Linked DNA regions of Homo sapiens: regions 2, 3 and 4 are each linked to region 1. Evidence: chromatin loops called from intact Hi-C (ENCODE). Cell type or tissue: PC-3. All regions are shown on one strand. Links, peaks and the distances in the headings refer to the core of each region. The heading gives the core; the rest is flanking DNA.

Region 1 (5,899 bases), core at 283-5,282:
AGCTAGTCCACCATGGCTTGCATATGAAGCATATTAACTGCTTCATCTGGGGGGCTTCACTTGGTATTTTATAGGGAGAGTTGGGCAGTCCCCTTCTCAGAGCAAACCGACCTTATAATGGCATTCTGCGGTCCACTAGGCTGATTGCTTTCTTAGGAATAACCCCCTGTGCATTTGGAACACGTATACTCAGTGATTGTTCAGTAATGAGCTGTGGGTCCTGCATTAATCCAAACAAGCTCTTAAATTGTGTAGCATTTAGGCCGGTGCGGTGGCTCACACCTGTAATCCCACCACTTTGGGAGACCAAGGCAGGCAGATCACCTGAGGTCAGGAGTTCAAGACCAGCCTCGCCAACATGGAGAAACCCCATCTCTACTAAAAATACAAAATTGGGCATGGTGGCGCATGCCTGTAATCCCAGCTACTTGGGAGGCTGAGGCAGGAGAATCACTTGAACCCAGGAGGCAGAGGTTGCCGTGAGCCGAGATTGCTCCATTGCACTCCAGCCTGGGCAACAAGAGCCAAACTCTGCCTCAAAAAGAAAGAAAGAAAGAAATTTGATCCCACCACTTACTTGGCAGCTGTGCAACCTTAGGCTAAGAAAGAGAAGATGGGAGGTGACGGGGAGCCTCACCCAGTGTCAGTGGAGAGACTTAGGAGAGCCCTCCTCGGCTGACAGCATGGCAGGAAGGGTAAATAATAATTGAGTTTTGGAATCAGCTGGACCTGGGTCCTAATCCGACTTCAGATTCTTTAGCTGCCATGTTCTTGGGTACACTACCTAGTCTCATCTGTAAAACTGGAACCTTGAAGTAGCTATCTCCTAAGGTTGCTATGAGAATAAAATGAGACAATGTATGAAAAGAGATGACAGCCCCAGGCACCTCATAAATGCTCAGTTAATAGTGGCTTATTTGTCCGGATACACTAGAATTCCTGCCCTCCCATCCCACCTTTCTCCTCACTGATAGTGAGACTCCCTGATAGTGAATGAGTGAATGTCAAAATGAAGAGACAATTGGCAAGTAAAATAAAGAGACACTTGGCAAGTAAAATAAATGTTCTTCGCTGTTTAGACACAGGAATTCTATTTATTCATTGACAATATGCAGCCAATGTTTATTGAGCATCCGGCACCACTTTAGGTCTATCCTAAGGGTACCATCATGATGCAAATATTATAATCGCAAGTTTACAGCTGAAGAAGCGGAGCCACCATGCAGGGGGTGACAGACCCCTGAGTGTTCAAGCTGCAACCTGGACCCAAACCTTCTAACTCCAAGGATACACTCCCTTCCTTAGTGAGCTCATCCAGTGGTCTAGCTTTACATGCCGTCAACAATGCTTATAATTACCAAATGTAGAGCCCCTCCAGCTCAGACATCTACCCTGAACTCTCTTTTTTTTCCTTTTTTCTAGAGACAGGGTCTCTTCTGTTGCCCAGGCTGGAGTGCAGTGGCATGATCATGGCTCACTGCAGCTTAAAATTCCTAGGTTCAGGCAATCCTCCTGCCTCAACTTGCTGAGGCGCTAGGACTACAGGTATGCACCACCATGCCCGGCTAATTTATTTAATTTTTTGTAGAGTTAGGGGGTCTCACTACGTGGCCCAGGCTGTTCTTGAACTCCTGGCCTCAAGAGGTCCTCCTGCCTTGGCCTCTCAAAGTGTTGGGATTACAGGTGTGAGCCACCATGCCCAACCTCCCCTGAATTTCAACTCTTTTATCCAATATATATTTTTTGATATTTCTAGTGGGATGTCTAATAATCGTCTCAAATTTAATGTACAAAGCCAAGTTGTTGACAACCATACCCTCCCTCCAGCCAACCAGGTACTCTCACATTTCTCATCAATCTCAGTACATAGCCAGTCCATTCTTATCAGTTGCACAAATAAAAACTTTGGAATCATCTTTGACTCTTCTACACCCATGTAATCTGTGGATAAATCTTTTCAATTCTACTACAAAAAAAATATACAGAATCTGACCACCATCCACCTCCTCCATGCCACCAACCTGGTCCAGGCCACCCCCATCTCTTGCCCGAATAACTCGCTAGAGCCCTTACTGGCTTCCCTGCTCCCACCCTTGTTTACCAACAGGCCAATTTCCAACCTTGAAATCAGTGTGATTTTGTTAAAACATGAATCAGATCACACTGTTTTTTTTGTTTGTTTGTTTGTCTGTTTTTGTGAGACAGAGTCTTGCTCTGCCACCCAGGCAGGAGTGCAGTGGCATGATCTTGGCTCACTGCAATCTCTGCCTTCTGGGCTCAAACGATTCTCCTGCCTCAGCCTCCCAAGTAGCTGGGATTACAGGCACCTGCCACCACGCCCGGCTAACTTTTGTATTTTTAGTAGAGATGGCATTTCACCATGTTGACAAGGCTGGTCTTGATCTCCTGACCTCAGGTGATCCGCCTGCCTTGGCCTCCCAAAGTGCTGGAATTGCAGGCGTGAGCCACCACACCCAGTTGAGACCCTGCCTCTTAAATTTAATTAATTAACTGAATTTTTAAAATTGAAAAACTGTCCAACAGCTTCCCATCTCATGTTCTATGCATAATCTACGATCTGTGCATGATCCATGACCTGTCTGTGAGCTCTGTGTGATCTGTTCATGATCTATGTATGATCTATGATCTGTGCATGATCTTTACATGATCTTTCCATGGTCTACACAGGACCGCCCCATCCTTACCCTCCTGTCTTCACCTCATGATCCTTTCTCACTTTCTCCAGATACATTGAATATGCCAGGGTCTCTCCTGCCTTCTCTCCTTTGCCTTCGTGGCTCATTCCCTCTCTTCTTTTCAGGTCTTCATTCCACTAGGTAGGTCTTTTTACATAGTACCCCACCCTTCCCCCAGCTCAGTTATCACTTCTAAGATGCCATAGATTTCCCTGGTCTATCTCTCTCTTTTTTTTTTTTTTTTTTTTTTTTTTGAGACAGAGTCTTGCTTGTTGCCCAGGCTGGAGTGCAGTGGCACAATCTCAGCTCACTGCAACTTCCACCTCCCGTCCTGGGCTCAAGTGATCCTACCATGTCAGCCTCCCGAGTAGCTGGGACAACAGGAATGCACCACCACGCCCGGCGAGTTTTTGTATTTTTTTGTAGAGATGGGGTTTCACCATGTTGTCCAAGCTATCTATGTCATTTTCCATCTGTCTCCTTGCACTAGAATGTAAGTTCTTCAAAGACAGAGATCTTTGTTGTGCTCACAACTCACCCGTCTCCTTAGCACCTAGAAGATTGCTTAGCACACATGTTTAATAAATATTTGTTGAATGAATGAGTAATTAAATAAACGTAATACTTTCTTCTACAAACTGTGCCTAAGAAGATAGCCATGTGCAAAGGCTAAAACTCTGATGTTAGAGAAAGGATTTTATTTATTTTTTGAGACAGAGTGCAATGGCACAATCTCAGCTCACTGCAACCTCCGCTTCCTGGGTTCAAGCAATTCTCCTGTCTCAGCCTCCTGAGTAGCTGGGATTACAGGCATGCACCACCACATCCATCTAATCTATGTATTTTCAGTAGAGACCGGGATTTTGCCATGTTGGCCAGGCTGGTCTTGAACTCCTGACCTCAGGTGATCCGTCCACCTTGGACTCCCAAAGTGCTGGGATTACAGGTGTGAGCCACCTTGCCGGGCCTAATTTTTGTGTTTTTAGTACAGATGGGGTTTTACCATGTTGGCCAGGCTGGTCTCAAACTTCCAACCTCAAGTGATCCACTGGCCTCAGCCTCCCAAAGTGCTGGGATTACAGGCGTGAGCCACTGCGCTGGCCCCAAATGTTCTTAATCACTGATGCAAGTAGACAAGAGGGCAGAAGTACAGGAAATAATTCAGACCACAGGCCTAGGAGCCAGAAGGGAGATTTCTATTCTTAATTCTCTGCCATTGGGCTTCCAGAGCCTCCTTCCAGAGCCTAATAGTTTGGATTCTATTAGTCAGCATTGATTTGGGTTTACTTCAGTTTAATTTAGTAGGAACCTCCAGCTAAGCTCCAGAGTGGAGAGGAGTACAAATTTTCATTTTCACCAAGGTCTTGTTTATAAAGAAATGAATTTAGTCACATTTTACCTTGGCAGGCAGCCCGTTTGTCCCATACTGCCCCAGAGAAAAGCTACTGTAACAAAGGCAGACACATAGTAGACGTGTTAAAGAGCTTGAGGGTCATCCAGTAGGTTTTGCCAACCTCCAGACAACTCTGCCTGTTACTGAGTCTCAGCTTATCCAGTAAAAGTCCCACCTAGAGCCACAAGATTAAAACTGCTGGATGAGGCTCATCTCGAACAGCCCCACACTGGCAGCCAAGAATCCCAAAAGAAAAAAAAAAGAAAAACTTGCTAAACTGGTTGCCAAGGACACTTTGCTTTGAATGAGACTCTACTTTGAGAGGGAGAAGCAAAGGTGAAGAGAGGAGAGTAAATCTCAGGCTGTGCTTCTCCCCTGAACTTCAACCCCAGGAAAACGGCATAGCTAAATTACAAAAGGACTTCCAAATTGGGGCATGTGTCTAGGCAACTTCCCAGGAGAAGACAATACGAATGTGCAAATTCCATATTGCAGATAATCTCTTCTACCTGAAAAAAAATGCAAAACTGAGAGGAGAGGAGGCAATACTTAGTGCTGTTATGCAGGAAGAACTGTTCTTTTTTTTTTTTTTTTGAGACAGAGTCTCACTCTGTTGCCCAGGCTGGAGTGCAGTGGCACGATCTCAGCTCACTGGATTCAAATGATATTCCTGCCTCAACTTCTCAAGTAGCTGGGATTACAGGCATGAGCCACCATGCCCCACTAATTTTTATATTTTTAGTAGAGATGGGGTTTCACCATCTTGGCCAGGCTGATCTTGAATTCCCGACCTCAAGAGATCCACCCACCTCAGCCTCCCAGAGTGCTGGGATTACAGGCATGAGCCACTGCACTCAGCCAGAACTGTTTTTTTTTTTTTGTTTTTTTTTTTGTTGTTGTTGAGATGGAGCCTTGCTCGTCGCCCAGGCTGGAGTGCAATAGCACGATCTCGGCCCACTGCAACCTCTGCCTCCCAGGTTCAAATGATTCTCCTGCCTCAGCCTCCTGAGTAGCTGGTATTACAGGCATGCACCACCACACTCAGCTCATTTTTTTGTGGAGATGGGGTTTTACCATGTTTAGTAGAGATGGGGTTTCACCATGTTGGGTCAGGCTGGTCTTGAAATCCTGACCTCGTGATCCCCCTGCTTCGGCCTCCCAAAGTGCTGGGACTACAGGCGTGAGCCACTGCATCAGGCCAGAACTGTTGTTTTATAGGAGACGAAGAGATTCACAAACAGCCAGGAGCTAGGTCCTCCCTGCTTTGTATTGAAGCCGGAAAATCGAAGAGATTCACAAACAGCCAGGAGCTAGGTCCTCCCTGCTTTGTACTGAAGCCAGAAAATCGTGGATTCATTGTCTGAGAATGAAGCCAGGTGCCGGGAATTTATGAGCCTTGAGGAAACTGACTGGAGAGAGAGCGCCTTCCCTAAAGTCTGTGTTCTCCCCTCTTTATAAATTGTATTGCAGAAGCATATTTCAAAAATATAAAAGTTGGCATGAATAAGACAACATTTGGGGTGTCCAGAAGGCACTGAGTAGTAGTGGGTGTGGTTGGAAGGCACTCAGGGAACACTGTCTTGGAATTAATCCCTTTCTGGGCAGAGCCCAAGCTTTGGCAGTTGATGGGAATTCCCCTAACAATGGTAGAATGACACTTTGGCCCAAATACATCGTGAGCTTTGTCCTAGACCAAGTTCCATTTTGATTTTCTAATCTTATCCTTTAGTTTAGCTAAGTGACCAAATAATTTTCCAATACGGTCTTTGATATTTATGTATTTTAATGCCTGGTGTGTGAAGACTGTCTT
Region 2 (5,899 bases), core at 1-5,000, 270 kb after region 1:
TCAATAAATAAATAAATAAAATTTCTTAATTTTTATTATTAACATTCAAATTGACCTCATCACATGTATGCTATTGACATCCTGTTGGAGTTTGTTAATTATTTCTATTGGACCTGTGCTCTAGTGATGATCCTCACACCCCTGGGTGATACTCAGAGCAGACGGGATGCATGTCAGTCTCTTCTAGTGAGGTTTCCGTGGAGGCGCCAAGCATTTCTTCATTCATTTCTCCTCGCAGGAGTTCACTCACGGGGTATAGTTGTTACTGAGGAGCCACAGTCTTGTAAAGCTGCCAGTGTGAACGAAGATTCCGACATCTGCTTCAGATGGCTTTCTAGTCCCAACTTGTGGCAACTTGGCTCTCGTCCTCAGAATAATTATATTATTTCCTCAGAATAGTTATTATGTTATTTCAGGAGGAATGGGAAAGGGAGAGGAAAGGGTGGTTTGGATTTGGCGGGTGATGTCGGGGGAGGGGGGGACACTAAAAAGACCCCTCTCTCCGGATTTCCGATTCAGTGGAAGTAAGACCACAGGAGACATATGGAGAGCCATATGTCAGCCTAAGACTCCCAGCCAAGTGGGCCTGTGAGCACTGCAGCCCCGAATCACACAGACAGACCCACCTGGTCATGGGTATAGCCAGGTAACTGGTGGCCATGATGACTGTGGGAAACTGATTCCCAGATGGTGGAGAAAAGCAGGCAGGTGCTGCCTTTCTCCTTTCACCCCAGAGCACTTAGAGCAGCCCCCCGCCCCCCGCTCCTGTGGGGAGGGACTGGGGTTGGGGGAGGACAGAGGTGCCAGAGGAGGCCCCTCTGAAACCCTGGGGCAGGGAAATGGATGGAGAATGTTAGCATTATCCCATGTGAGAGCTGATTGAGGATGGATAAGAAATAATGGCTCATGGTTTCTGAAGGATTCTGCGTGTTGGACTCTGTGCCAAGAGCTTGCCAGGCATCGGCACATTGAAACCCCTGACAGCCCTTTGATTTGGGTGCTCTATGATGATATCTGCAGGTGCCACACACGGAAAGCCATTTGCAGGGGTTGTGTTCTTCTCACTGGCAGTTTTTACCCGTTATCTTTTTTGTAGTTCCTTTTTTTTTTAAACAAATGGGGATTACATGTATATGAACAGCTGAATTCTGTCTCTGTCTCTGTCTGTCTCTGTCTCTCCCTCTCTCTCTCTCTCTCTCTCTCTCTCTCTCTGTGTGTGTGTGTGTGTGTGTGTATGTATGTGTGTGTCTAACAGGAGGGGAGCATATGGGCAGAGGTACTGTCTTCTCGTTACCTAAAGTCTAACAGGACTAATAATGTGTTGGGCCATAGAAACAACTTGGATAGAGGGACTGTCAGTGTATTCAGTTAAACAGATAGGGATCATAACGGCTTGCAGTTAATCGAAATGAAGCGGCTGCTTAATATAGAAACAGCTTTTAAGATTCACATACCCAATAAAACAATTTAATCTGTGACTAGAACCACTATTTGTGGGCTCTTCTAAATGACTTCATAAAAGTTCTGGAGTTAGAATTTAAAGATCATTATTTCAGCATACAGAATATAATTTAAGAAGATTAACAGAAGGGAAGAAAACAATCTATTTTAACAGATCAAGTTGGTGTCCACACTTAGATCCTTAAATAATTGCCATTGATAATTGCTTGTATTTATTACATTCAGTGGAAAAAATGAGAGCATGACTAATATATCATTTGCTAGACAGAGCCGCTAAAGAAGAAAGCGAAACATCAAATGAGATCATTGTGCATATGTGTATGTGTGTGTGTGTGTGTATGTATGTATTAAAACGGAAGGAGGTTGGCATTTTCATGGTATTTAAAAATAAGGGGGAGAGGGGGGTGGATCCCAAACAGAAAGCTCCAATTATGCAATGCTGATGTGAACAGAGTAACTGTATTTATCTAAATTAATTCAGGAAACAGAGACTTTAAGAATAGATTTCTCATTAAAATGTGTTTTAGTTTTAATAGCTCTCTTCAGCAGTTTTTTAAAGTGGGGGTTGAAGCTGTGGGAATTAAGAGAAAATGGAATATAGAAATAGGAGTTGCTGGACGTAGGAGCCCTGTTTAGATTTCCTTGGGCATGATCTGCCCCCTGCTGGCTAAAATGTGTTTTACTACTTTAAAAACATTCTCATGCTTGAGAAAATAAGCCTGTTTGAATTATATAGGACTTCATAGATCAATTTTTCTCTCGCTTTATAAGTGAACATCGATTGGATAGGCTCCTCTGCTACTTGGTGGCAATGCCAGGTCCCTGGGCTTCTAGTCCAAGCCTCTTCCTTTGATTTCATTTTCAAGGTTGTTGCCTCTCTTAAGGTCTAGTTTTAATTTTGCCATTTTTGTGTACATTTAAATGAATGCTCATGCTATTACAGTTTTGAATATATGTGTGTGTGTGTGTGTATATATATATATATATAAATTTAAAACTTACTTGAATTTTCCATCTCATAAGGTCAGTGTTTGACTTTGGTTGATCTCTAGTACATTTGACATTGACTCTAGTTTTTCATACACCGTATAGGCCAGACAGGGTTTAGTTTATTATGGTGTATTAGTCCGTTTTCACACTGTTGATAAAGATATGCTCGAGACTGGGCAATTTACAAAAGAAAGAGGTTTAATTGGAGTTACAGGTCCACGTGGCTGGGGAAGCCTCACAATCATGGTGGAAGGCAAGGAGAAGCAAGTCACGTCTTACATGGATGGAAGCAGGCAAAGAGACAGTGAAGAAGATGCAAAGGCAGAAACCCCTGATAAAACCATTAGATCTCATGAAACCCACTCACTACTGCGAGAACAGCATGGGGAAACCACCCTCATGATTCAGTCGTCTCCCACCAGGTCCCTCCCACAACATGGCGGGAACCATGGGAGTACAATTCAAGATGAGATCTGGGTGGGGACACAGCCAAACCATATCATGTGGTCTTTGCAGTACATATGACTTCTTAAGGTGTATAATACAGACAAGGCCTGTGGCTAATTCATCTTTGCAGCCTGGTACCCAGCACAGTGTCTGGGAGAGGACCAGCATTCAACAGCTGCCAATCAAAGGATGAATATACAGAATGACTGTTGGTTCAGGATCTTTGCTTGCTTTGTGTGTTTTGGTTTTTCAAAACTTGAGTGATTTCTACTTAACCATGTCCTGGACTGGTAATTGAGTGTTTGGTCTTTTTCTATTTCTAGAAATACATTTAGAGGTGATAGTGTTGGAATGCGGAACAAAACTTGCATCCTCGATTAGAAAGGCACCAAGCAGAATAAGGCATGGGGGCGTGCTCTTGTAATATAGCAGATGAAAGAGGTGGAGTGGGAAACACAAAGAAAAAGGAACTGAAATTCATCGAGAAGACTTATTCTTGTGTATTCCTCAGAGGGGCCCAAGAGGCATTTTCTGTAGGGAAGCCGAGGCCCAGAACTGTTTGGTTGGCTTGCTGAAGAAACTTTAGCTATTGGCAACAAACATAGGATTTGAACTTCAGTCTCTCTGCCTGTGAAGTCTGTATTTCTGTTTTTTGTTTGTTTTTTGAGATAGAGTCTTGCTCTGTTGCCCATGCTGGAGTGCGGTGGCACAATCTCGGCTCCTCCTCCCAAGTTCAAGCAATTCTCCTGCTTCAGCCTCCCAGGTAGCTGGGGTTACAGGCGTGCACCATCATGGCTGGCTAACTTTTTTTTATCGTATTTTTACGATATGAGGTTTCACCATGTTGGTCAGGCTGGTCTCCAACTCCTGACCTCAAATGATCTGCCTGCCTCAGCCTCCCAAAGTGCTAAGATTACAGGCATGAGTGAAGTCTGTATTTCCAGAACAGAATCCTACTTTCTGGTACAGCTTCCAAACAAAAGGGCTTTGTTTGGCTTGCTAAGACCTTTGGAGTTAATCTTTTAGGCAGTAGAGAAGTTTCCCAAGTTCATCTAACAATTGAAGGAATGATCCGATTTATATTTTGAGAAAATCATGTGGATCAAGGGAATTGATTTCTAAGTAGTGTTATAGATGGCAGCAAAAAGTTTTGTGTAAAGAGCCAAAGAGTGTATATTTTAGGCTTTGTGGGCGAAAGCACCTCTGTTGCAACTAATCAACTCTGCCCTTGTAGTGTGAAAGCACTCAGTATGCAACGCACAGCCTGCACTGTGTTCCAATAAAACTTTATTTATAAAAACAGGCAGCAGGTCAGAGTTGAGGACCATTGTTTGCTGACACATGGGCTGGATCTAGAAAACTGCCAGCCTTGATGTGTGCTGCTGGGAGGCTAGCGTGTCCTGTGCACCAAAGGCCCTGCTCGTATCAGATTCCTTTTCCTTCAGGTGTGTCATGGATCCCTCCTCTCTGCTCACCCGAGGACATTGCTGCATCTCTGAGCCTCCTTGCCCTGGATTCTTTGACCTCTCTCTCAACTGGATTGTTGACGTTATTCAAAATCTTTTAGTATGTTCCATCTTGGAAAAAAATACAAAAGATGCTCGTTTGGTTCCACAGCCTCATTCAACTACTCCTTCGTCTCAGCAAGCTGCCCCCACGCCCCCCACCATGGCGCCCCATCCTATATTTCTTCCTGGCTCTCCACGGCCACTCCTCAGCTTCTCAGTCATTTTTCATCTGCTGTCTTCTCACCCACCTGCGTTTTCTTCTCTGAGTCTGCAGGACTCTCCAAGTTTATACACCCTCAACTTCTCATTTGAGTCCCAGACTTAAGTCCCAGTGCCCCTTAGGTGTCATCACTGAGATGTCTCAGGGGTGGCATGTTCTAAAGTCAGTATCATCTTCTCCCAGAAACTTGTCCCTCCTCTTGTGCCTCCTATTCTCAGCCAGTAGCCTCTCCATCCTACCCTGTCCCAAGCCTGAGATCTGGAAGTGATTCTTCCCCGCCGCCACCAAATTAAGGTAAACTTACACACGGTAAAGTATGCCAGTCATAAGCATCCAGTTTGATGAGTTTTGACAAATGCACAAACCTGGTGGTACCAATTCCTGAATCATCACGCCAGCAAACACTCAGGGGCCCCAGGAGTCATCCCTGATGCCTCCCTGTCACTTGCTGCCCACCCCCTGGCCAGGCCCCTCAGCAATCCTGTCCCTTTCCCTCCAGTCTTTCTTGGGCCTCTCACTTCATCTCTGCTGCCCCCGCGGCCCTTCCCGCATCACCTTTTTGGTCTCCCTGATTCTTCTCTTGCCTCCTTTCTGTCCATTCTCCACGCAACAGTCAGAATGATTCTTTGGGGCCTGGTGGCTCATGCCTGTAATGCCAGCACTTTGGGAGGCCGAGGCGGGTAGATCACCTGAGGTCAGAAGTTCGAGACCAGCCTGGCCAACATGGTGAAACTCCGTCTCTACTAAAAATTACAAAAATTAGCTGGGCGTGGTGGCAGGCGCCTGTAATCCCAGCTACTCGGGAGGCAGGAGAATCGCTTGAACCTGGGGAGGTGGTGGTTGCAGTGAGCCAAGATTGCGCCACTGCACTCCAGCCTGGGAGACAGAGCGAAACTCACACACACACACACAAAAGAACGATCCTTTAGAAGCTTAAATCTGATCATGACACTCTCCTGCTTAGGAACTGTCTTGTGACTTTCCATTGTGCTTACAAAAAATTCTCACAATTTTTAATACAGCCTGTGGCCCCCCATCAGTGCTTTGGGTTTGTTTTCACATTTTCATTATTATAGTTAGAAAGTTTTTTTTTTTTTTTTTTTTTTTTTAAAGCAAAACAAAACAATATAAGCTCCTTTTGGTTAATCTGAATGCACACATTTTTGCCAAAGCCTGTGTTTGTGTTGGCTGGCCTGCTGGCACAAGGCATAGAACTGTAATTGCCTTGGGCTAATGAGGACCAAGTGGAACTGCAGGCTGGAGGAGGAGGAGA
Region 3 (5,899 bases), core at 629-5,628, 58 kb after region 1:
TGACCTCAGGTGATCCACCCAACTAGGCCTCCCAAAGTGCTGGGATTACAGGTGTGAGCCACCACGCCCCGCCTCTTCCCTAGTCTTTTAAGAAACATAAACTCTGTATGCATCATGTCTAATAGGTACTTCTGTTTGAGACTTGAGGTACAAAATTGTTTTAATAATGACTTAACCTTGAACTAATTTTGAGTGTTAAAGGTTTCACTCCATACTAGAGAATAAAGTTGAAAGGGTTTTTTTTCTAAGTGAATGACCAAAGCATTATTTTGCTAAAGCAATAAACCTCAACTGTAAATCGTGCCATGCACTAAGTAGGTCACTGAAAACTAAAATGATATCAGATGTAGTCTAGGATTTCAGTTTAGCAGGATTATCTTTTCTAATTGCTGTTAAAATAAAACAACTACTTTTACTAAAAGCTTGGGGGTATGCTAGAGTGTTTTTAAAGCTATATTACAGCAAAAAAAAAAAAAAATTCTTCCCATGACAAGTTTTTATAAAAATGCTTCCATTCACCTTACTGCCTTAGAAAAATTATACACTGGATAGAATTTTGACTTTAAAGGTTTAGAGCCCTGGGATGCCACATGGGCACTGTGAATAGAATTTTCAATCAAGAACATAGTGAAACTCCATCTCTACTGAAAATGCAAAAATTAGCCAGGCATCGTGGCGCGTGCCTGTAGTCCCAGCTACTCGGGAGGCTGCAGGGGAATTGCTTGAACCTGGGAGGTGGAGGTTGTAGTGAGCATCATGCCACTGCACGCCAGCTTGGGCAACAGAGCGAGACTTCGTCTCAAAAAAAAAAAAAAAAAAAAGAATTTTCAATCAGGAACTGTCATGCCCTTCCTGGAAGTACTAGGAACACCACTGAATAAGCAAAGAATAAGTGAGAGAAGTTTCTTCTTATAGATCCCAGCTAAAGAAATGATAGAATTTGAATAGGACCACTTTATAACCCCAATAAATGGAGGGACCTGCCCATTGAGCATGAAGGGTTGAGAGCATCTCAAAAGTAGAGACAACCAGATATTGCACGTCTCCTGCTGGCAATGCCCCGCACTGTCTACAGAGTAGTCTTGCCCTACCCCACTCCCTCAAAAACAGCTTGAATCTGAACAAGCGTCTAGACCTAAATAGATATTTATAGGAAATATAAGAGAGAAAAATGTTATAGAACACCAAGGAGATGCCATCAGCAAAACTCATTTATGAAAAACTCTGCAAGATAAATAATCCAGTTTCCTCGGCAAATGAGTTACAAGGAATTAAGAAAAAGAAAAAGTGCCAGGCACATTGGCTCATGCTTATAAGGAGGACAAGACAAGAGGATGGCTTGAGCCCAGGAGTTCAAGACCAGCCTGGGAAACATAACGAGACCCTGTCTCTACAAAAAAATTTAAAAATTTAGCCTCATGTTGTGGTGTGTGCCTATAGTCCCCGCTACTTGGGAGACTAAAACAGAAGGATTACTTGAGCCCAGGAGTTCAAGGCTGCAGTGAGCTATGATCATGCCACTGCACTCCAGCCTGGGCAACAGAGTGAAACCCTGATCCTGTCACCCAAAAAAAAAGGAAAACTACATAGGTTAAGAGACAACTACTCATCACAAGGTGACCTTATATACTTCTTGATTCAAACAAACCAACTAAAAGAAAAATTACATAGATGAGGAGATTGAAAACCCCCGGATATTTTTATCATAGTTAAGCAACAATTGTCATTTGTTTTAGAAATAATAATGGTATTTTGATTATGTTGAAAGAGAAAATCCTTATATTTTGAAGACACAGACTGAAACATTTACAGATTTTTAAGAATTAATTTCTTATTTGACAAAGGAGGTATGTTCTGGGATTACTTCCTCAAAGAATTATGACTCTTTCCTCTTCCCCACCCTGAGCTAAAGTTCCCCTCCATCATATTTCAGTACTACCTTGTGTATATCTCCATCTTTGCACCTCCATGTTGCATAATAATCTGTTCATGTGAGTGTTTCTACCACTAGACCGAGCATCATTAGGTCGGTGATCATGCCATAATTGATTTGGTTTCTCCAATTCCTGACACATGGTGAATCAATAAATGAATGAATGCATGAACAATTCATTAACACCAATATTTTATTTTCAGCTCTACATGCTTATAGTAGCCAGGAGTTTCAAACTCCCCAATGCAAATGATGAATGGTTTCTGATTCCCAAGCTATAGAATTACCAAACAGCTTTCAGTCTCACTGTTTTAGCCATGTCTTCCTCCAAAGAATCGATGATTAATAGTCATAATAGCCAACTTTTATAGCCCACTTCCTATACACTGGGCACTGTTCCGAGTACTTATGTTTTAAATAATATTTTCATTACAGTCCTTTGACGTAAGGCCTAGTCTGATCATTCTCATGTTAGAGAAGAGAAACTGAAACACAGAGATGTGGGTCAGTGTCCAAGGTCTCTCATAAGGGGCAGACCTGGGATTCATACCCAGGAAAGCTGCTTCCAGAACATCTTCACTTGACCATGCTCAACAACCTCCCTAAGATAACTAGAGCCTTGCTAACCTAGTAGGTGTGGACTTTGCAGAAAGCTGCGTCTCTGGGCCATTGCAGTTCCAAGCACTTGATTCATAAGTGATCACTTTATTCATGCCAAAAAACACTATGAAATAAAGGCAACCTTAGGAAGATAAATAATCAGTATCAGAATAATGTAAGATAAAATACCATAGCAGAAGACTGTAAGATTGTCTTCAGATGTTTTGGGGGTTTTCTGTTTGTTTGTTTTTTGTTGTTGTTATTTTTTGTTTTGAGACAGAGTCTCTCCCTGAAGCCCAAGCTAGAGTGCAGTGGCACAATCTTGGCTCACTGCAACCTCCAATTCCTGGGTTCAAGTGATTCTCGTGCCTCAGCCTTCCAAGTAGCTGGGACTACAGGAACCTACCACCACACCTGGCTAATTTTTGTATTTTTAGTAGAGATGGAGTTTCGCCATGTTGGCCAGGCTGGTCTTGAACACCTGACCTCAGATGATCCACCTGCCTCGGCCTCTGAAGGTGCTGGGATTACAGGTGTGAGCCACAGCTTTCAGATGTTTAGTCAATCAAATTACTTCCCACTTCAGTACAGACATTTTGCCCAGCTAGTTAAAGAGTATTTTCTCGGGATGAGATCAGATGTGGCATTGACCCCATACATAAGACACCCATCATCTGACTGGGAACAAAAAATGAATTCCCAATTTAGCTCTTTCCTTGTGCCTCCTGCCCCATCTGGATACTGCTTCTTTCTTGGAATAATATCACAGTTAATCAAGGTTACAAAAACACGGAACATTCCTCCCTCATTTGAGGAATTTGGGATTGGTCAAAATCATTGTTGAACAAAATATCTAAGACAGAATGGGATAGAATTTACTTGATCTTTCCTTTTTTTCTTTTTCCAAGGAAGAAAGAGTCTCACTGACTCCAGGATTCTTGGCTTAGCCATTACTCAAGCCACAAATACTTCAGTTATCCAGTGAGTCAGCAGCCTTCAACCACACTTTTAAATAAAGGCCTTCTATCATGATATTTTTCATATGTGTTTTACTCCCTGTTGTATACCCTATAAATGCTAAGCTGTTACGATTTTTTTTTCCTCTCATTTCTTTCTGCGGAGATAGACCTGACATTTCTTTCAAGAAGACTGTTACTTATTTTCTACTAAGACTCAAACGACAAACTTTCTAGTGAATTCAATTGGGAGCTTCTTCTGGCCAATTCTAGCATTATTCTTTTTTTTCTCTTTTTTTTTTTTTTTTTTTTTTTGTTAATTTTTCTTTTTTTTCTTTGCAGACGGAGTCTCACTCTGTCGCCCAGGCTGGAATGCACTGGCACGATCTTGGCTCACTGCAACCTCCACCTCCTGGGTTCAAGCGATTCTCCTGCCTCAGCCTCCCAAGCAGCTGGGATTACAGGCATGCACCACCAGACCCAGCTAATTTTTTTTTTTTTTTCTGAGACGGAGTCCTGCTCTGTCACCCAGCTCCAGGGTTCAAGCAATTCTCTTGCCTCAGCCTCCCAAGTAGCTGAGATTACAGGCTCCCGCCACCATGCCCAGCTACTTTTTCTGTATTTGTAGTAGAGATGGGGTTTTGCCATGTTGGCCAGCCTGGTCTCAAACTCCTGACCTCAGGTGATCCGCCCACCTCAGTCTCCCGAAGTGCTGGGATTACAGGCGTGAGCCATCGTGCCCGGCCTTTTTTTTTTTTTTTCCCTACCTTATTGTGGTACAACATGCATATATAAAATATACAGTTTTAGCCATTTTTAATTATACAACTCAGCAGCATTAAGTACATTCACACTGCTATGCAACCATCACCACCATTTATCTCCAGAACTTGCTTCATCTTCCCAAATTTAAACTGTGTATCTCTTAAATTCAAATTCCTATCCCCCAACCTAGGCCTAGCAACCACCATTATACCTTCTGTCTCTCCTAATTTGTTCTTTGCTATTTCGATGGTTTTAATAAATGTAATTGGCCGGGTGCGGTGGCTCATGCCTGTAATCCCAGCACTTTGGGAGGCCGAGGCCGGTGGATCACGAGGTCAGGAGATCGAGACCACGGTGAAACCGTGTCTCTACTAAAAATACAAAACATTAGCCGGGCGTAGTGGCGGGCGCCTGTAGTCCCAGCTACTCGGGAGGCTGAGGCAGGAGAATGGCGTGAACCCGAGAGGTGGAGCTTGCAGTGAGCCGAGATTGCACCACTGCACTCCAGCCTGGGTAACAGAGTGTGACTCCGTCTCAAATAAATAAATAAATGTATTAATCATGATAAGGGCAGTGGGTTGCTAAAACAAAGAAACCTATACCTTTTTCTCCTTAAATCCATTTTTCAACTTTCAGTTATTAAATTTATAAATGATCCTTCCTTTTACAAGTAAGGCTAGAGTGCAGTGGCGTGATATTGGCTCACTGCAACCTCCACCTCCTGGGTTCAAGCAATTATCCTGCTTCAGCCTGGGATTACAAGTGCTCTCCACCACTCTTGGCTAATTTTTGTATTTTCGATAGAGACAGGGTTTTGCCATGTTGGCCAGCCTTGTCTTGAACTCATGACCTCAGGTGATCCACCTGCCTCAGCCTCCAAAAGTGCTGGGATTACAGGCACGAGCCACCTCACCCGGCCTTTTTTTGTTTTTGAGACCGAGTCTCACTCTGTAGCCTAGGCTGGAGTGCAGTAGTGTGATCTCGGCTCACTGCAACCTCCACCTCCCAGCTTCAAGGGATTCTCCTGCCTAAGCCTCCTGAGTAGCTGAGATCACAGGTGCGTGCCACCACGCCCAGCTAATTTTTGTATTTTTAGCAGAGACGGGGTTTCACCATGTTGGCTAGGGTGGTCTCAATCTCTTCACCTCATGATCCGTCTGCCTCGGCCTCCCAAAGTGCTAGGATTACAGGCATGAGCCACCTCGCCCGACTGATCCTTACTTTTGATGCTCTGTTTTAATCCACTTGTCTGCACACTGCTTTTAGGCACATTTTATGTGGTTCTTAATATAATCAAATATTGGGCAGGAAAAAGAAAGGGTCTCTGATTAAAAACAAGTTTAAGGGCTGGGCGAGGTGGTTCACACCTGTAATCCCAACATTTTGGGAGGCTGAGGTGGGAGGATCACTAGAGGCCACAAGTTTGAGATGAGCCTGGGCAATATAGCAAGACCCCATCTCTACAAAAAAAAAAAAGTAAAAAATTAGTCAGGCATGGTGGCATGTGCCTGTAGTCCCAGCTACTGCAGAGGCTGAGGTGGGAGGATAGTTTGAGCCCAGGAGTTTCAGGCTGAAATGAACTATGATTGCACCATTGCACTCCAGCCTGGGCAACAGAGCAAGAGTCTGCCTCAAAAAAAAAAAA
Region 4 (5,899 bases), core at 509-5,508, 69 kb before region 1:
AAATCAATAAATATCCTCAACTGTTACCTTTGTTATAAGGGAACTACGATGAACCGTGCTTGCCCCACATTTACCCTAGCAGCAACTATGCTTTTTCTATCTCTGGCCTTACCCTGCCTTCCTGCCTCCAGAGTCTGAGATGGAGAAAGGCAAAGTCAGATGGAGGATAGAGCTGGGCAGGGAGTTGCTGCCAGCAACAATTGGAGTTGCTGGTTTGCTTTCAACACTGACCCCACTTTATTGGCCATGAGTTAAGGCAGTCAAATGGGCATCTAGGAAACATGACCAAGATCTGCATTAGGGAAGCAAAGCAGATTAAAAGGCACAATTGCTGGCCAGGCATGGTGGCTCACACCTCTAATCCTAGTGAGAGGTGAAGCCAGTTGGACTTCCTGGGTCGAGTGGGGTGGGGTCTTGGAGAAATTTTCTATCTAGCTAGAGGATTATAAATGCACCAATCAGCTCTGTGTCTAGCTAAAGGTTTGTAAACGCACCAATCAGCACTCTGTAAAAACGCACCAATCAATGCTCTGTGTCTAGCTGAAGGTTTGTAAATGCACCAATCAGCACTCCGTAAAACGGACTGATCAGTGCTTTGTAAAATGGACCAATCAGCAGGATGTAGGCAGGGCCAAATAAGGGAAAAAAAGCTGGCACCCAAGCCAACAGGGGCAACCTGCTTGAGTCCCTTTCCACATTGTGGAAGCTTTGTTCCTTCACTCTTCATGATAAATCTTGCTGCTGCTCACTCTTTGGGTCCGCACTACCTTTATGAGCTGTAACACTCACCACGAGGGTCTGTGGCTTCATTCCTTAAGTTAGCAAGACCACGAACCCACAGGGAGGAACAAACAACTCCGGGCACACCACCTTTAAGAGCTATAACACTCACTGCGAAGGTCTGTGGCTTCACTCCTGTAGTCAGCAAAACCACAAACCCACCGGAAGGAAGAAACTCCAGACACATCTAAACATCTGAAGGAACAAACTCTGGACACACCATCTTTAAGAACTGTAACACTCACCGTGAGGGTCCGTGGCTTCATTCTTGAAGTCAGGGAGACCAAGAACCCACCGGAAGGAACAAACTCCGGACACACTAGCACTTACAGGAGGCCCAGGTGGGAAGATCACTTGAGGCCAGGAGTTTGAGACCAGCCTGGGCAACGTAGTCAGACCCCATCTCTACAAAAAAATTTAAAAAATTAGCCGAGCATGGTGGCAAGTGCCAGTAATCCCAGCTACTCTTGGAGGCTGAGGCAGGAAGAGCCCTTGAGCCCAGGAGCTGGAGGCTGCAGTGAACTATGATCAAACCACTGTAGTCCAGCCTGAGTGACAGAGTGAGACCCTGCCTCTAAAAAAATAAAAATAAAAGGCACAATTGCTTAAAATACAAAATCTGTGCTCTGTGCAAAAGACACCAAACTGGAAAACTGGAGCTCCAGCTTTGACCCCCTAGTCAGCCATCACGTGGCTCTGTGAACTGAACTCCTTACCAAATACCATTTCCTTGCTATGCGAACTAAAGCAAATATATAAAATTATGTTGGATATAGAATTTCTAAAGCTCATCTCAATACCAGCTTCAACCCGAGACTCAGTTTGTGCTACGCACAGCCCAATAATTATTGTGTCTTCCTGGAAAAACGGAGCCCTTAAGCCAAATTCTCTTCCCATGTGATTAAAGAAAAAACTGTGCTAAAGACTAAACTGAGAACCTCAGCTAGAATCTACAGGATGTGATTTTTTTTTTTTAAGCCTAAGTGTATGAGTAGCATAAATCTCCAAGGTCTTCCCCGGAGGGACAGAGTTTAAAAGATGTACCCAGAAAGAACGGAGTTTTGCTGTTTGACATTTCCAAGGAAACGTTCAAGTGCCCCAGTCAAGTTCAGTCCCGTTTAAGGGAGAAAATTCGAAGTTTGTTTTTCAGCTCAGCCTGACTAGCAAGGATTTGATGAGTGTGTTTGTTTTGTGTCTTCCTGTGTGCAGTGTTGGCCTTCTAAGAGCCAGTAGGCTCTATCACGAAATAAAAACCAGCAGCCATCGATGTGCCTGCTGCCGGAATGCTGCACGTTCTCTAAGCCCCATCTTTACTCAGCAAATCAGATCATTGTGGGTCAGAGCCATGACAGCAGCCAACACTGAGGATTCTCAGGGGTCACAGGAGGGGTGACTCTTGGGTGGCTTTCTCTGCCAGACATAGTGCTTGCTGGACTTGCGTCATGACCACGCACTTCTTGGCAATGTCTAGGCTTTGCATGGTGAGAAGAGAAGGCAGTGGCTATATCAATCACTTTGTTGTTGTTGTTGTTGTTGTTGTTGTTGTTGTTGTTGTTGGAGACAGGGTCTCTCTCTGTCACCCAGGCTGGAGGGCAGTGGTGCAATCTCAACTCACTGCAGCCTCCAACTCCTGGGCTCAAGTGATCCTCCCACCTCAGCCTCCTGAGAAGCTGAGACTAAAGGCGTGCACCAGGATGCCCAACTAATTTTTAAATTTTTTTGTAGAGCAGGGTCTTGCTATGTTTCCCAGGCTGGTCTCAAACTCCTGGGCTCAAGTGATCCTCCTGCCTCAGCCTCCCAGAGTGCTGGGATTACAGGCATGAGCCACTGCACCCGGCCCACTTGTACTTAATAGTTGCCTGGTCAACTCTCTCAGGAGCTGTTGCCAGCGTTGGAACTGACCAGGAGAGAGGCAAAAACATAGTGGTGCACAGCAGAAGAGAAGGGGTTTCTGATGGGACAAGGCAACAAAATGAATGTGTCACTGGTCCAAGCAGCAAAGCACTCATTTGTCCCCTTCAAATTTCAGACCCTCAGTATTGAAATGTCCTCAGGGTGATCTGAGGAACCAGATGAGAGTCTGATGCTAGGACCTCAAATGTCCTAAAATGTATTTAGATAAAGTACTAATTATTTCTACTTCGTTTCACAACTTTGCAAGAGAAACAGCCATTTTTATTTTGAGAGGTTCTTAAATAGGCACAGGAAAGTAATATAATTTGCCAAAGATGACAGAAAGTCTACGAGAAGTTGAAGTCTTTTTACCTTTTCACGTATTTTCTTTAAAAAAAAAAAGTATCCGGTTTCTTTGCAATATGCTGCAGTTTATCCTATTTATGAGGTTTGTTTTCTTATTGGATCAAGAGTTTGCTGGGGATGGGGAAAAAGAGACTTAGGGAATTTTTAAAAACTCGCCTTAAACACTTAGGGTTATTAATTCTCACGAAGAAAAATATTTATTTAAAGAGCTGATTCATCGTATTATAACCTTGCGAATAAACATACCAAGGGGCTGAGTATAGGGAGGAAATATGGAGAATTAGTCATGAAAAGCATTCAAAGGAAGAGGCCGGGCAGGAGAATTAGCAATGAATAGGGCCAGAAGGAGAAGGGGCCGCCAGTCAGTAAGCACCTGGTATTGACAGACTTTATTTCATTTAGTCTCAACCACAGGTAAACACAGTATCTCCATTTTATAGATGTGGAGACTGAGGCATGGGGCAGTACGTACATTATTTTGAGTTCATACAGGTAATACCTGATAGATCAAGGTTGGGAACAAAGGTTGGTCTGAGGGAAGTCTCTTTTCTACTCCACATACTACGATGGAAAGAAAACTGGACTTGGCCTGGCACAGTGGCTCACGCCTATAATCCCAGCACTTTGGGAGGCCGAGGCAGGCAGATCACTTGAGGTCAAGAGTTCGAGACCAGCCTGGCCAGCATGTTGAGACCCCCGTCTCTACTAAAAATACAAAAATTAGCCAGGCGTGGCAGTGCACACCTGTAATCCCAGCTACTTGGGAGGTTGAGGCAAGAGAATCACTTGACCTCGGGAGACAGAGGTTGCAGTGAACCAAGATTGTGCCACTGCACTCCAGCCTGGGCAACAGAGTAAGACTTCATCTAAAAGAGAGAGAGAGACAGACAAAGAGAGAGAAGGAAGGAAGAGAGGGAGGGAGGGAGAAGAAAGAAAGAAAGAGAGAGAGAAAGAGAAAGAGAGAAAGGAGAGGAGAGGAGAGGAGAAAGACTAAATGTAGGGAAGGGGAAAGGGAGCTGGTCTAAGTTTTAGACCCAGCTGTACTACTGGTTGACTGTGTGGCCTTAGGAAAAATGCCGTGATTCATCTGGGCCTTGGATTTCTGAGAGATTGAGGTCTGTGAAAGATTGAGGTCCATAACTTGAGGCAAGGTCCAAGCCCATCACTTTTTTTGGAGAAATAACATTTATTCTGCCCACTGTTGTAATCTAAACCAACCTGAGAATTTGTCATCCCTCTACATCGGTGCCATTGTGAAGGGGAGCTCACTGGGCATTGGGTCAGGCATAAATTAATATGTAACAGGGAACAAGTGTGTTTGGAAAGAAATGGGCTTTATCGTGCTCATCTCAGCACTGTCCACTAATTTAATTGAAGTATAATTTAAATATTATGAAATGTAGAGATCTTTGTGATTCAAGGGGGTTTGACAATTGTATACACATATGTAAACCACCACCCAAATTAAGTTAAACAACGTTTCAACACCCCAGAAAGTTCCCTCGTGCCCCTTTCCAATGAGTTCTACCAAGAAGGAAACCACTGTTGCGATTTCTGTCACCATCAATTAGTTTTACCTGTTCCAGAACTTCACCTACGTGTAATCGTATCTGTGAATCCATCTTCATTTCTAGAGGAACAGCTATGGTTCCAGGAGGTGGGTGGCAAATTATCTTCCTGTTGACTGTGGAGTCAGGGTTGTGAGGTCCATTCAGTGGCAGAATGAAAGTCAGATGAGATGTTGGTATTTGCTTCTTCACCCCAGGAAGTTCATAGATTTTTTAAAAACGAAATCTGGGACCGGGCACAGTGGCTCACGCCTGTAATCTCAGCACTTTGGGAGGCCGAGGCAGACGGATCACAAGGTGAGGAGTTTGAGACCAGCCTGGCCAACATGGTGAAACCCTGTCTCTACTAAAAAATACAAAAATTAGCCCGGCATGTAATCCCAGCTACTCAGCAGGCTGACGCAGGAGAATCGCTTGAACCCAGGAGGTGGAGATTGCAATGAGCCAAGATCGTGCCACTGCACTCCAGCCTGGGTGACACAGTGAGACTCAGTCTCAAAACAAAAAAAAAAGAAAAAGAATCTGGTTAGGTTATTTTGTAGGGTCTAACAACATAGGTGCACACATTGCTTTTTCAATTCATTAATATTCACTTAATGAGGTGAAAGTTTTACATCCTATGCATTTATTCATTCATTGATACATTTATCCAACAGACAGTTTATTATTGTCCAATTCTGTGCCTGGGGCTGTCTACGTGCTGGTTACAAATAAGATGCACCAAGTTTGTGTCTTCCGGGGGAACAAACGATTAACCTACTACCTGTTGTGAGATGCCAGATTAATATTGCTCTGTTCACTGGACAAACCAGAGTTTGAGTCTTAGCGCCACATTTCATTACTCATCCTGTTATTTATTCAAGACTTGCTATGTATCAGGCATGGTCCAATATTGCAGTAATACAAAAATAAATAAGGCATGGATGTATCCTCAAAGAATTTACCTTTTAGGGGTTATTGATCTCTGGCAAGAAGTCCCTACTTCTGGAAAATTCTCTCTGATTTCTCCAGTGTCATGTGCATAAAAAAAAAAATCGCCGGGTGCAGTGGCTCACACCTGTAATCCCAGCACTTCGGGAGGCCGAGACAGGTGAATCATGAGGTCAAGAGATCAAGACCATCCTGGCCAACATGGTGAAACCCGTCTCTACTGAAAACATAAAAATTAGCCAGGTGTGGTCGTGGGCACCTGTAATCCCAGCTACTCAGGAGGCTGAGACAGGAGAATCGCTTGAACCCGGGAGGCAGAGGTTGCAGTGAGCTGAGATCATGCCACTGCACTCCAGCCTGGG

Evidence for each region. Hi-C counts contacts between places; a loop is a spot of excess contacts. Peaks named below come from ENCODE experiments on the same cell type or tissue, not always from the same donor. Only the 100,000 strongest peaks of a DNase experiment are listed, where the experiment ranks them.
Region 2: it touches region 1 in a loop (6-fold over the local background); 2 of 110 quality-filtered maps call a loop at or near these places.
Region 3: a loop joins it to region 1, with 9 times the contacts of the local background. A loop is called at or near these places in 3 of 110 quality-filtered maps.
Region 4: a loop joins it to region 1, with 4 times the contacts of the local background. A loop is called at or near these places in 2 of 110 quality-filtered maps.

What each region holds. Positions count from the first base shown.
Region 1 is chr5:17,055,999-17,061,897 of GRCh38, reverse strand. No RefSeq gene overlaps it. Among named protein-coding and RNA genes, the nearest start is that of MIR10522, 97 kb to the left of the region's middle. In PC-3, for the core only: no CTCF peak of the experiment used is centred there; DNase peaks (open chromatin) are centred at 3,247 and 4,347; H3K27ac peaks cover 2,665 bases.
Region 2 is chr5:16,787,446-16,793,344 of GRCh38, reverse strand. All of the region lies in intron 4 of MYO10 (myosin X), which reads left to right. Among named protein-coding and RNA genes, the nearest start is that of MYO10, 150 kb to the left of the region's middle. In PC-3, for the core only: a CTCF peak has its summit at 2,118 (motif pointing left); a DNase peak (open chromatin) is centred at 2,114.
Region 3 is chr5:16,998,072-17,003,970 of GRCh38, reverse strand. No RefSeq gene overlaps it. Among named protein-coding and RNA genes, the nearest start is that of MYO10, 65 kb to the right of the region's middle. In PC-3, for the core only: no CTCF peak of the experiment used is centred there; a DNase peak (open chromatin) is centred at 3,520; H3K4me3 peaks cover 353 bases; H3K27ac peaks cover 1,724 bases.
Region 4 is chr5:17,125,485-17,131,383 of GRCh38, reverse strand. It overlaps BASP1-AS1 (BASP1 antisense RNA 1), which reads left to right. Exons shown (of 3, transcript NR_027253.1): 3 at 1-1,356. Among named protein-coding and RNA genes, the nearest start is that of MIR10522, 28 kb to the left of the region's middle. In PC-3, for the core only: no CTCF peak of the experiment used is centred there; DNase peaks (open chromatin) are centred at 873, 3,313 and 5,433; H3K4me3 peaks cover 483 bases; H3K27ac peaks cover 3,601 bases.